Linked DNA regions of Mus musculus: region 2 is linked to region 1. The links are chromatin loops, found by intact Hi-C in ENCODE. Cell type or tissue: heart. All regions are shown on one strand. Each heading gives the region's core, and the rest is flanking DNA. Links, peaks and the distances in the headings are about the cores only.

Region 1 (5,591 bases), core at 140-5,139:
TCGAGCACTTACCCAACAGATTTAGGTTCCTTCTCTGTGTAGCCCTGGCTGTCCTGGAACTCACTCTGTAGACCAGGCTGGCCTCGAACTCAGAAATCTGCCTGCCTCTGCCTCCCAAGTGTTGGTATTAAAGGTGTGCACCACCACACCCGGCTAGATTTAGATTCCTAACAGAAGAAAAATATTTAAGACTGTGATATAAAAATCCAACCTAAGTGGGTGGAGATGGTACATACCTTTAATTTCAACAACCAGGAGACAGAGACGGGTGGATGCCTGAGTTTCAAGCTAGCCTGGTCTACAGAGCAAGTTCCAGGACAGCCAGGGCTACACAGAGAAACCCTGTCAAAAAAACCAAAAAAACCCAAAAAACCCCAAAAAAACAAACAAACCAATCCAACCTAAGCTTTTGGCCCACTGTTCTGTTCTACAATGTGTGTGTGTGTGTGTGTGTGTGTGTGTGTGTGTGTGTGTGTGTGTATGCAAGTATTGTGTAGGTCAGAAGTCATTTGTGTGTTACTCCTCAGGCAACACCCAACTTTTATTTTATTTTTAAAATGACATTAATTACTTAGAGTGAGAGAGTACTTGGTTGGGTGTGTGTGGGTGTTTGTGTGTTGTGTGTGCCCCAGCAGCTGTGTGGAAGTCAGAGACAGCATGTGGAATTGTGGGGATTGAACTCAAGTTCTCCTGGTTGTGCACCACGCACACATGTACACAAACACCTTATGACCCCAGGCCTTGCCCTGTAGCAGCTCTGTGTGTCAGTCTCCACCTTTGGGCCAGTTCTGTGAAATAACTAACTAGACCTATATCCCCTGCAGGCTTTCTAGTGACCCTTGACTGATACACCATGGAATGAAATGGAAACTGAACAGGCTGGGTCAGAAGGTCAGGGTTTAGGCGATTGCTCTGCTGCAGATCTGTGTGATCCTGGGGCATTTTTACTAACTTCTACCAACTAGCGGGGTCATTTTCATCCCCAGAAATAACGACAGCATGTAAATAGCATGCTAGATAGAAGCAACTGTTGCAATACTTGGAGTATGATTACATTATTTTTTTTTATTTTGTTTTTTCCGAGACAGGGTTTCTCTGTATAGCCTTGGCTGTCCTGGTTGATTACACTCTTGCTTAAAGCTATCTTCCAAAGTCAGTTCTTGCATGACAATTAAGGCCAAGAAGTGATTTTCTTCCTTCCTTCCTTTTTTTTTTTTAAAGACTTATTTATTTTATGTTTATGAGTACACTGTTACTCTGTTCAGACACACCAGAAGAGAGCATCGGATCCCATTACAGATGGTTCTGAGTTACCCTGTAGTTGCTGGGAATTGAACTCAGGACCTCTGGAAGAGTTCTTAACCGCTGAGCCATCTCTTTACCCCCCCAGCAAGTGTTTTCCTTCTCATTTCCCCTCTAATGTGGCCGTGTCCTCCTTGGGGAAATTAAGCATATTTATTATCATTTTTCCCTTTACCTCTGACAGTGGCTTCTATCTCTTCCATGGCGGCCTCACTTTGGGCGTCTGCGAGTCTTTCATTGATTTCCATGATTTCCACAAGGAACTGACTGTCTGCTTTGTAATCTGTCCCTTCAGGAATTTCTATTCCCTGGAGCTTTAGCTATTGGGGAGGAGCACAAAGAAAAGGAGTTTGGTTAGGAAACATTCAGTGTTAAGTAAATACTGCTCACTCCTTCAGAGTACACGGCACTCCTGGGGGAAGCCTTGAGTGTCAGGTGAAATGGAGCCCAGAGCCTAGTACATGCTAAATAAGCACTGTGTCCCTTCAGAAACTTGAGCTGTCCTAGTAACAGTGAGTGCTGGTATAGGACCTCACTCTGCTGAATGTACCATCAAAGCGATGGTTGGTACCTCACACATCTCAGATGTTAAGTGAGTCTTTATAAACTTTCCCTCCAGTTCTAAAATCGCCTAGATGTCCTTACAAAAAGACTCCCAAGTACTCTTTTTTTCTTTTTTCCTTTTTTTTAGTTTTTCTTTTTCTTTTCTTTCCTTTTTTTTTTTTTTTTTTTTTTTTTTTTTTCCGAGACAGGGTTTCTCTGTATAGCCGTGGCTGGCCTCGAACTCAGAAATCTGCCTGCCTCTGCCTCCCAAGTGCTGGGATTAAAGGCAGGCGCCACTATGCCCAGCCCAAGTACTCTTATCAAATTCATTGAAAATAGTTAAAGCAATAGTTAAAGCACTACAATCAGGGGTGACATTAGGATATGCAAAAGGATCCAGGTCTGGCTTGGTGTGGGGCTGCATCCCAAGTTACTCAGGAGGCTGAGGCAGGAAGATCACATGTCAATTCCAGCCTGGGCAGCTGAGTGAGACTGGTTCAAAAAGTAACAAGGCAGCTGGGGATATAGTTGAGTGGATTCAAAACCTAGTACCATCAAAGCGAACAAGCAAACAAATGGAAGCAAGCAAATGAAAGAAAATCCAGTAATCATCAAGCAGGGGCCATAGCTCAGTTCAGAGTGCTTCCTTAGCACAAGGCACTAGGTTCAATACCCAGTACTGAAGGAAAAGAAAAATTAGGAACGAGCTGGATGTGGGTGTGGTGAAGCAAGAGAATTAATAACCTGGAGCCAGCCTGGGCTACAACCAGTGATGTTTTCTTTCAAAGGAAAATACAAACAAACAAGATGGATTTACAAAGAACACTGATTATTCTTGCATAAAAATTTAAAATTTTTTTTCTTTCTTTCCTTTCCTTTTCCCATCATTTGCTTCCTGGACCAGGCTAGGTCTCATACAGAGGAGTCCCAGACAGATGGGTTGGGAAATCACCTTACAAGATATAGTCCTCTGGTCAGGGGAGCCTGAAGAGTCTTATAGGCATCATTCACCAGGGTGGAGTGCTTGTCAGAGAAGTGTTTTTCAGTCTGTTCACAGAAGTAAAAACAGTTTTATCATTACAAGAGCTGGTCAAGCTGGCGTGTGTTCCGTTATCTGGGAAGCCAGATAAAAGCTGGGAGGAAATGACAGCTCTGGGGCCTGGCTGTCTAGGGGCAGGCTGCCACAGGGTGGAGCTAGCAGCCCAACTCTTTCCCAGAGCAACAGAGCTACCCACCCAGTTGTGCCCATACATGGGGACTATTGGGGGGAGGGTCAGTAAATACCTGAGACTTTTGGCTGAAGAAATCTGGGTGGACAAGCCGCTGCAGTTGCTGGTACCTGTGCTGAAGTTTCGTAACGTCCACCCTGAAGGAGCGGTTGCTGGAAGAAAACCAGATATCATTCATAGTTCCAGCCATTTACTACAGTCTGGTTCTGCTCTCGGGGAGGATGCAATAAACGCGTAAACAAAGGTTATTTTTAAGACCTGGTAGCTGCAATGAAGGGAAACAGAACAGGTTCGGAAGAGGTGGTATAGGTATGACATCAGAGAGGAGACCCAAAGGAGCGAAGATCAGAAAGGGACATGAGCGGAGAGACGACACTGACCTGGCTGGAAGGTCGATAGCTTGACGCATTAAGGGAGGTTAGTGTAATGCATGGTAAACTCTTGGTGACTGAGGGTCTCTATAGGTTGGGCAAGAACTTTAGTGTCAAGCCACTCCCTACTGCCAGGCCTCTTTTTATTTTTTATAAAAAAAGATGGATTAATTTATTTAATCTATGTGAGTACACTCTTGATCTCTTCAGACATACCAGAAGAAGGCATCAGATCCCATCACGGGTGGTTGTGAGCCACCATGCGGTTGCTGGGAGTTGAACTCAGGACCTCTGGAAGAGCAGCCAGTGCTCTTAACCACTGAGCCATCTCTCCAGCCCCTTTTTACTTTTTTATTTTCTAAAAGATTTATTTATTTATTATATGTTAGTACACTGTAGCTGTCTTCAGACACCCCAGAAGAGGGTGTCAGATGTCATTAAGGATGGTTTGTGAGCCATCATGTGGTTGCTGGGATTTGAACTCAGGACCTTCGGAAGAGCAGTCAGTGCTCTTAACCGCTGAGCCATCTCTCCTGCCCCACTTTTTTATTTTCTTATTGGTTATTTTCTTTATTTACATTTCAAATGTTTTACTTTTTGAGACAGAGTTTCTTGTTCTGTTTTTTGTTTTTTTTTGTTTGTTTGTTTTTGAGACAGGGTTTCTCTGTATAGTCCTGGCTGTCCTGGAACTCACTTTGTAGACCAGGCTGGCCTTGAACTCAGAAATCCATCTGCCTCTGCCTCCCAAGGCGTGGGCCACCAACATCACCCTCAAGACAACACTTTAGCCTTCTTTATAGGTGGGCTAACAGGTATGTCATTGGGTCTAGAGCCTTGGCATTACAAAATTTGGGTGTGGGAGAGGGAGAGGGGGAGGGGGAGGGGGAGGGGAAGGGGGAGGGGGGAGAGAGAGAGAGAGAGAGAGAGAGAGAGAGAGAGAAATAGAGCTAGAAATACCTTATAGACTCCAAACTTGCTATATAGCCAAGTTTAGCAACTTAAAAAAGAAATCCTGGGTGTTACTCAATTGCCCAGGGCTGAAAATTTTGCTCCTCCTCCTTTAGCTTCCTGAGTAGTTGGAATTACAGATAGAGACTACTATACAGAGCCTTTGATAACTAGAAGCAGGTATTCTTTATTTATTTTTGTTTTTTTAGAGAAAGGGTTTCTCTGTGTAGCCCTGGCTGTCCTGGAACTCACTCTGTAGACCAGGCTGGCCTTGAATTCAGAAATCCGCCTGCCCCTGCCTCCCATGTGCTGGGATTAAAGGTGTGCGTCACCACTGCTCAGCTTTTTTTTTTTTTTTTTTTTTTATTCTTTTAAAGCATAGTCCTGGGATTTGAACCCAAACCTTGGCTAATACAAGGATGTGTTTTATCACCACTATGAAGTAAGGATTCAGCACTCCTTTCTTTCCAGGGAGTGATTCCAACTGAGTCTGTGCAGTCTGCTACTGTGCAGCCCTGACTGTAGGATGCAAACTGGACTCTGTATCTTTTTGCTTTTGTCTGGAGGTTGGGATCATAGTTGAGTACAGCCACAGCGGGCCCTCCCATTTTAATCTTTAGTTCAACTCTGCGCACACTTCGGTACCTCTCCAATCTCTGAGACAGGGGAGGAAAAAGGCAGAGTGGAGGGGCTGGAGAGATGGCTCAGTGGTTAAGAGCACAGACTGCTCTTCCAGAGGTCCTGAGTTCAATTCCCAGCAACCACATGGTGACTCACAGCTATCCGTAATGAGATCTGATGCCCTCTTCGGGTGTGTCTGAAGACAGCTACAGTGTACTTACATACAATCAATAAGTCTTAAAAAAAGAGAAAAGGCAGGGGGGGGGGGACAAAGTACAGAGAACACTTCTTGGTGTCTCTCCCTCAAATTCTCAGCCTGAATTAAATTTTTGTTTTCTTGAGACAGGGTCTCACTGCTTAGCCTATGTTGGGTTCCCACTTTTGACCCTTTTCCTTCAGCCTACTGAACACTGGGATTTTAGACATAGGCTACTACACTAGGTTTGTTTTGTTCTTAATTGCTTTCGGTTTTTGAGACCTAGTCTCATGTAGCCCAGAGTCTCATCAAACGTACAGGCTCAGCTGTACCCTCTGAGTGCTGGACTCACAGGCATAACACCAACACACCTGGCTTGTT
Region 2 (5,591 bases), core at 354-5,353, 88 kb after region 1:
ACGACCATGTGGGGGTTGGGAACAGCACTCAGGGCCTCTGCAAGAACAGCAAGTGCTCTTCTCCATTGGGCTATCTCTAGCCCTTCCAACTTCATTTTTACTCCAAAATAGCAACCCATATTTCTCTACTGATGCTGAATTTTGTCTTTATTATATTATAAATTCTCATTCTATTTGTATTATGTCTGAAGTTTATCTTTATTTTCACTGATATGTGTATTTAGCATCACAACCATACTAATAATCATTATCAGGTACACATTTTATTCATAATAAATTAAGCAATATAATTACATACTTTAGCATGTGAGTTGGATTAATTTTCCTCATTTCCATTTTATCTTACCAATGGGATTATTAACCCAGGCCTATTAACTTGAGAATCCAGCTAGTTTATTTTATCTTACCAATGGGACTAACCAGGGCTACTAACTTGAGAATCCAACTAGTTTATTTTATCTTACCAATGGGATTAACCAGGGCTACTGACTTGAGAGTCCAGTTGCCTAGTGTCATAGTTACTTCTCTGTTACTCTGATGACACCACAAGCAAGGCAGTGTACAGAAGAGAGATTGTTGGGGGTTTGCAGTTTCAGAGGGTGAGTCCTTGGCCATGTAGCAGGAAGCATGGTGTCATGCCTATAGGCATGCTGCGGGAGCAGTAGCTGAGAGCTTATGTTTTGACTTATAAGCATGATACAGATATAAATAATGGAACATCCTGGTATGGATTTTTGAAACCTCAAAGCCCACCCCTATAGCCAGGAGCTTTTCTATCTGTCTTCTTTGTTTCCAGAATAATGACTCTGAGACTTATTTATTTATGAATTAATGCCCAGGCCGTAGGCTTTGGCTTATTCTCTGACTGGCTATGCCTGCCACATGGCTAGTTACCTCTCCTCAGTCACATTTGTCAGTGTTGTCCTAGTCCAGGCGAAATCTGCTCATGACTCTTTCCCAGAATTCCCCCCACCCCCTCTGCTGGATGTCCCACCTTCCAATCCTGCCATTCAGCTCTTTGTTGATAGGTGAATGCTTCTACACAGTGCACAAGAGAATATCCTGCATACCCCAGTGGTACACTTCCTCCTAATCTTTCCTAAACAGTTCTACCTCCTAGTGATCAAGCTCTCAAACATGTGAATGTACAGGGCCTATTCTTGCTTAAACCTAGTTAAAACTTATCTTGGTATTTTGTATTACTCTTATGAAAAATAAGTCATAGATAAAACATTGATACCTTAGTGTCATTGAATCTTTCTGCTCAAAATAGGATGGATATTTATACTCGGTTCAATTCAGTAGTAATAAATGATATTTCCACATAGATCTTGCATGTTTTTTAGAACTATATTCTTAGGCCACTTATCTTTGTTGACTTAATATTTGGACTCATTTTCTCCTTTTCATCTTCTAAATGGTCGTCATTTATGTGTCAAAAGTTCTTTGGCAGTTTAATGGCTTTAAAAACAAAACATTCCACTTTGAAACTTAATGTTCACTTTTAAAGCAATTGTTACTTATTATTTTGTTAAAATTTATTTTTATTCATTTGTGTGTGTGTTGTATGTATCTGTCTGTCTGTCTGTCTGTCTCTATATATGCTCATGTGTCTGGGAGTGCCCCAAGAGACCAGAATAAGGTGTTGGGTCCTTTCAAGCTACAAGTTTACAGGTGGTTGTGAGTCTTTTAGTGCGGTGCTGTGTGACTGAACTTGGGTCTTCTTCAGGAGCTTTTAACTGCTGAGCCACCTCTTCAGCTTCTCTTAAAGAATCTTTGATTATCTTTTGGACTAAGTTGATATACTCAAAGTTGTTATAAGTCCTGTATAAAAGCCCTGAAATACACTAAGAATCATATATCCCATACCCTGGCCCTTGTAGACACCATTCACAAATTGCAGAGTGCATTAGCCACTTGCGCCCCAGTGATATTTGTTTTTCTTGTCACTTAATTAACAACCATGGGGCATATTTCCATTAACATGTGAATTAGCATCTTGTTTCTCTCATATCTAAGGGCCTAACCAGGCCAGTTACAGCAGTCAGGTTTTTAGAGTGTCTCTTTTTTGAGATTATTTCATGTTGCTAGTAGTTCTTGGTCCAGTCAGCTGACAGTTATTTAAACAGGGGAAGTTTTGTACACAGAATTATGAAGCTGTTATATAATATGTCTCTGTAAGCTTAAATCAATTCTCTAGGGTATTCCAGAGCTTGGGGGGGGGGGGGAGAAGGAGAGGAAGAGGGGGAGGAGGGGGGAGTGAGAAAGGGCAGATGTGTGGAAATCTTGCACATATTTGTTTGCCTCTTCTGAAAAGATGGAGAAGCAATACATTGGATCCAGAGACATTTCTGGCAGGGTGAAAATGGTTTGTATTTGCTTGCAGAGTGCAAAGTAGCTCTCTGGAACATTAGTTAATAGAGAATAAATTGAAATCAAGGATACTTGACATGCAGGAGGCCTGGAGTGCACAGTGTCCACGTAGCTGTAGCTGTAGCTGTGGTGCTGAGAGTGACTCAGGAATCTGCAAAATGAGCTCAGCACCTGTCTGCAAAGGAGGCAGAGTGGTCCACACCTGCAGCTTCTAGCTCATGGAGGGCTCAGGAAGATGTCACCAGGCTCAGCTGCAGTTGAGAGTTTCTGGTCACTCTTAGTACTCACTTGGGCAAATTCCAGAGAGTGTCCTCAGTGTTATCGCCTGTCTAAGAGCTAGAGAGCTCTTTCATGGACCAGTCCTCCAGTGCCCTCTACTGAGAAAGAGCCATATCATGCTCATGGTAGCAAAATTTTAGTAATGCAGAAGAGGAGCTGAAGGCTGAATTCAGAGCTTTGAGGCAGTTAAACATTAATGAATGTATCTATTCTTCTGCTCCCCAGGTCTGACAGAGTCTAGCTTGCTTCTGGAGTCCTGAGTGCCCTGTCCTGTCATAGGAAGTCACACATATTCTTACAAAGTGCCGGTCTGTCCTTCAAGGGCTCGGCTCCTTTCTCCTTGATCTTAGTGATGGTTTATACAGGTTTTTTGTTTATGTCCTGTTCCAGGGTTATGATTTCTTGTCTTAGAGTTTGTATATGTTTCTCTGCCATGGATTTTGTTTTTTGTTTTGTTTTGTTTTTGTTTTTTGAAACAAGGTTTTCCTTTGTAGCCCTGGTTGTCCTAGAACTCAGTATGTAGACCTGGCTGGCCTTGAACACACAGAGATGCACCTCCTCCCTCTGTCTGCCAGGTGCTGTGATTGGAGGTGTGGGTACCACTGCCTGGCTATAGGTGTATTCATTTCTCTTTAAAAGATTCTGGGAGAGCTTGGCTTTCATCTGTTTGTGTTAGTTATAGAAACTGAAATTCTTGTCAGACTCCTCTGCTGTCGACTTGTAGCAATTCTTTCTGTGTATGGGTTCGTTTTCTGTAATTTTTATTATTTTCAGTTTACTGTGATCTAAAATATTACATGGAAATTCCAGGATCAATGAACGTATCGGTTTTAAACTGTATACTGTTCTGTTTGTCAGGTATTTATTTACACTAGGTGCTCTGTGTGCTGTGTGGTCACTTGGATACCAGGTATAGACCTATTCTCTGATTTCTGAGACAGTATCTGTGTTCCTGTCACCCTTCACCTGGCTTCATGATGTCCCAAGTGCAGGAGTGGCAGTGCTAATGATGTCACTCACTGCAGTGCCATCATTGTTCCTTGTTGTTATTGGCTATATTGCTATCATTGTTTTCTGGTGTTATTAGTTATTTTTGTTGCTTTTTCTTTCTTCCCCGAGATAGGGTTTTTCTCTGTAGGGTTGACTGTTGTGGAACATGCTCTGTAGACCAGACTGGTCTTGAACTTGGAGATATGCCTGCCTCTGCCTCTCTCTGCCGAGATTAAAAGTGTGTGCCTCTAAGCCTGGCACTGTTGTCTTAATGCACCTAATTTATAAATTAATCATAAGGAAATGTGCGTACAACTACTACAGTCTTACATCTTTTTGTGATCATAGTATTTTCTGAGTATTGCGCCATCAGGTGGTGCTGTCTTACAGCAACCTTCTGGAGTGTACACAAGCCTACATGTTGTAGTTCATCACTGCACAAAGACTTTTGATCAAGATAGGTGGTGAATGGGAGATGGGTGAGGTGGACACTTTACATTAAGCTTTTTTTATGTATAGAAAGTGTATGTATAGTAAGGTGTCAAAATTACAAAAACATGGGAAGCAGTAACAATTGTTTATTAAGATTTTCAGCATACGTGTCATGCATCGCGTTTCTTTCTTTTCTTTTATATGATCGGAAGCCCAGCAACCTTAAATCATCGTCTCCACAACAGTTGAATAATGCACTGCAGTGTTGAGATGACTGTTGTCACCAACGGGGAGGATTTCTCTGCTCCTTCATCGATGTCGGGGACTAGCATGCTTATGCTGCCAGTTGTTGGCTTTAAACAGGACTCACGTATAAGTGATACATGTTCAGCATTTGTTACTGTGTGCAGTTTCAGCATCTGCCGTTTCAGGATGTGCATCAGCTTAGAAAGTATCCATTGTGAATTAGGTGGCTACTCAAGTCCTTAGAGGGTTTGCACTTTGTACTTTAGGTCTCTGTCAATTTTATCAGATTGGTCTAGAGCAAGCCTTGTTGGTTTGAGAGTCAGAAAGACATAGTTTGATGCATTGAGGAGATAGCGCAGTCATTAAAGTCCTGTGCAACCATGAACACTCATGTAAGAAGCTGAATGTGGTGGAGATGCTTGTAATTCAGGTGCTGGGAGGTAGATCTAGTAGATCTCTGAGACTCACTCGCTCACAGCAGCCTAGCTGCTCCCAGTAAGAGCCTGCCTTAAAAACAGGATTGATGGTGCCTGAGGAGGAAGGACATCTCATATTGCCCTTGGCCTCTATGTGAACATTCGCTTGTATTGCACTCAGACCCACAGCAGGTTGGAAAATCTAGTTCCGCCACTTAACTGCAGCCATGGTGTGATGCTTGTTTGTAAACCTGGGTTCCTAAGACATGGAGTGAGGTACAGTGAGTGTTGTTTCCTTGCTGCAGGTGTGTGTTGGTGTAAGTAGCTGCAGCACCGGGCTTTCAGTTGATAAAGGAGAGTTCTGTGCTTCAGAAGAACGACATAATGTTTTGGTAGAGAATACATTGTGGAATGTCTAAACACACATTGGCATATGCACTGACTCATGCGCTGGCCATCTTCTGGTGATGAGTCGTACTCACATTTAGAAGCTATTATATTATATGTCCTGGTATGTGGTACGTATTTTACATTTGAACCACTCTTGTTTTCTCAGTCATCTGTATCTTATATTTTTTGATAGAATTTGTTTTTGAAATACTTAATTCTTTAAAAACTTTCTAAACATTGTGTGTGTGGGCCCCTGTGGGGTGTGTTTATTTGTGCTGTGTGTGTGTGGTGTAGTATAGTGTGTGTGTATATATGTGTGTGGTGTGTCTATCTGTGTTTTAAGTTGTGTGAGTGGGCATTTGTGTGTCTTTATGTGTGTGTGGTGTTTCTGTGTTGTATGTTGTGTGAGTGAGGTGTATGTTTGTGTGTCATCTGTGTGTGTGATGTGTGTGTATTTGTGGTGTG

What was found. Hi-C counts contacts between places; a loop is a spot of excess contacts. Peaks named below come from ENCODE experiments on the same cell type or tissue, not always from the same donor. Only the 100,000 strongest peaks of a DNase experiment are listed, where the experiment ranks them.
Region 2: a loop joins it to region 1, with 7 times the contacts of the local background. A loop is called at or near these places in 15 of 42 quality-filtered maps.

The regions. Positions count from the first base shown.
Region 1 is chr5:110,833,178-110,838,768 of GRCm38, forward strand. Hscb (HscB iron-sulfur cluster co-chaperone) reads right to left here. Exons shown (of 6, transcript NM_153571.2): 2 at 3,130-3,226; 3 at 2,803-2,892; 4 at 1,478-1,622. Among named protein-coding and RNA genes, the nearest start is that of Hscb, 3.8 kb to the right of the region's middle. RefSeq lists an enhancer at 5,404-5,433. In heart, for the core only: a CTCF peak has its summit at 3,026 (motif pointing right); a DNase peak (open chromatin) is centred at 3,044; H3K4me3 peaks cover 443 bases; H3K27ac peaks cover 1,187 bases; H3K27me3 peaks cover 322 bases.
Region 2 is chr5:110,920,820-110,926,410 of GRCm38, forward strand. The region is part of intron 2 of Ttc28 (tetratricopeptide repeat domain 28); the gene reads left to right. Among named protein-coding and RNA genes, the nearest start is that of Ttc28, 44 kb to the left of the region's middle. In heart, for the core only: CTCF peaks have their summits at 2,754 (motif pointing left) and 3,996; no DNase peak of the experiment used is centred there.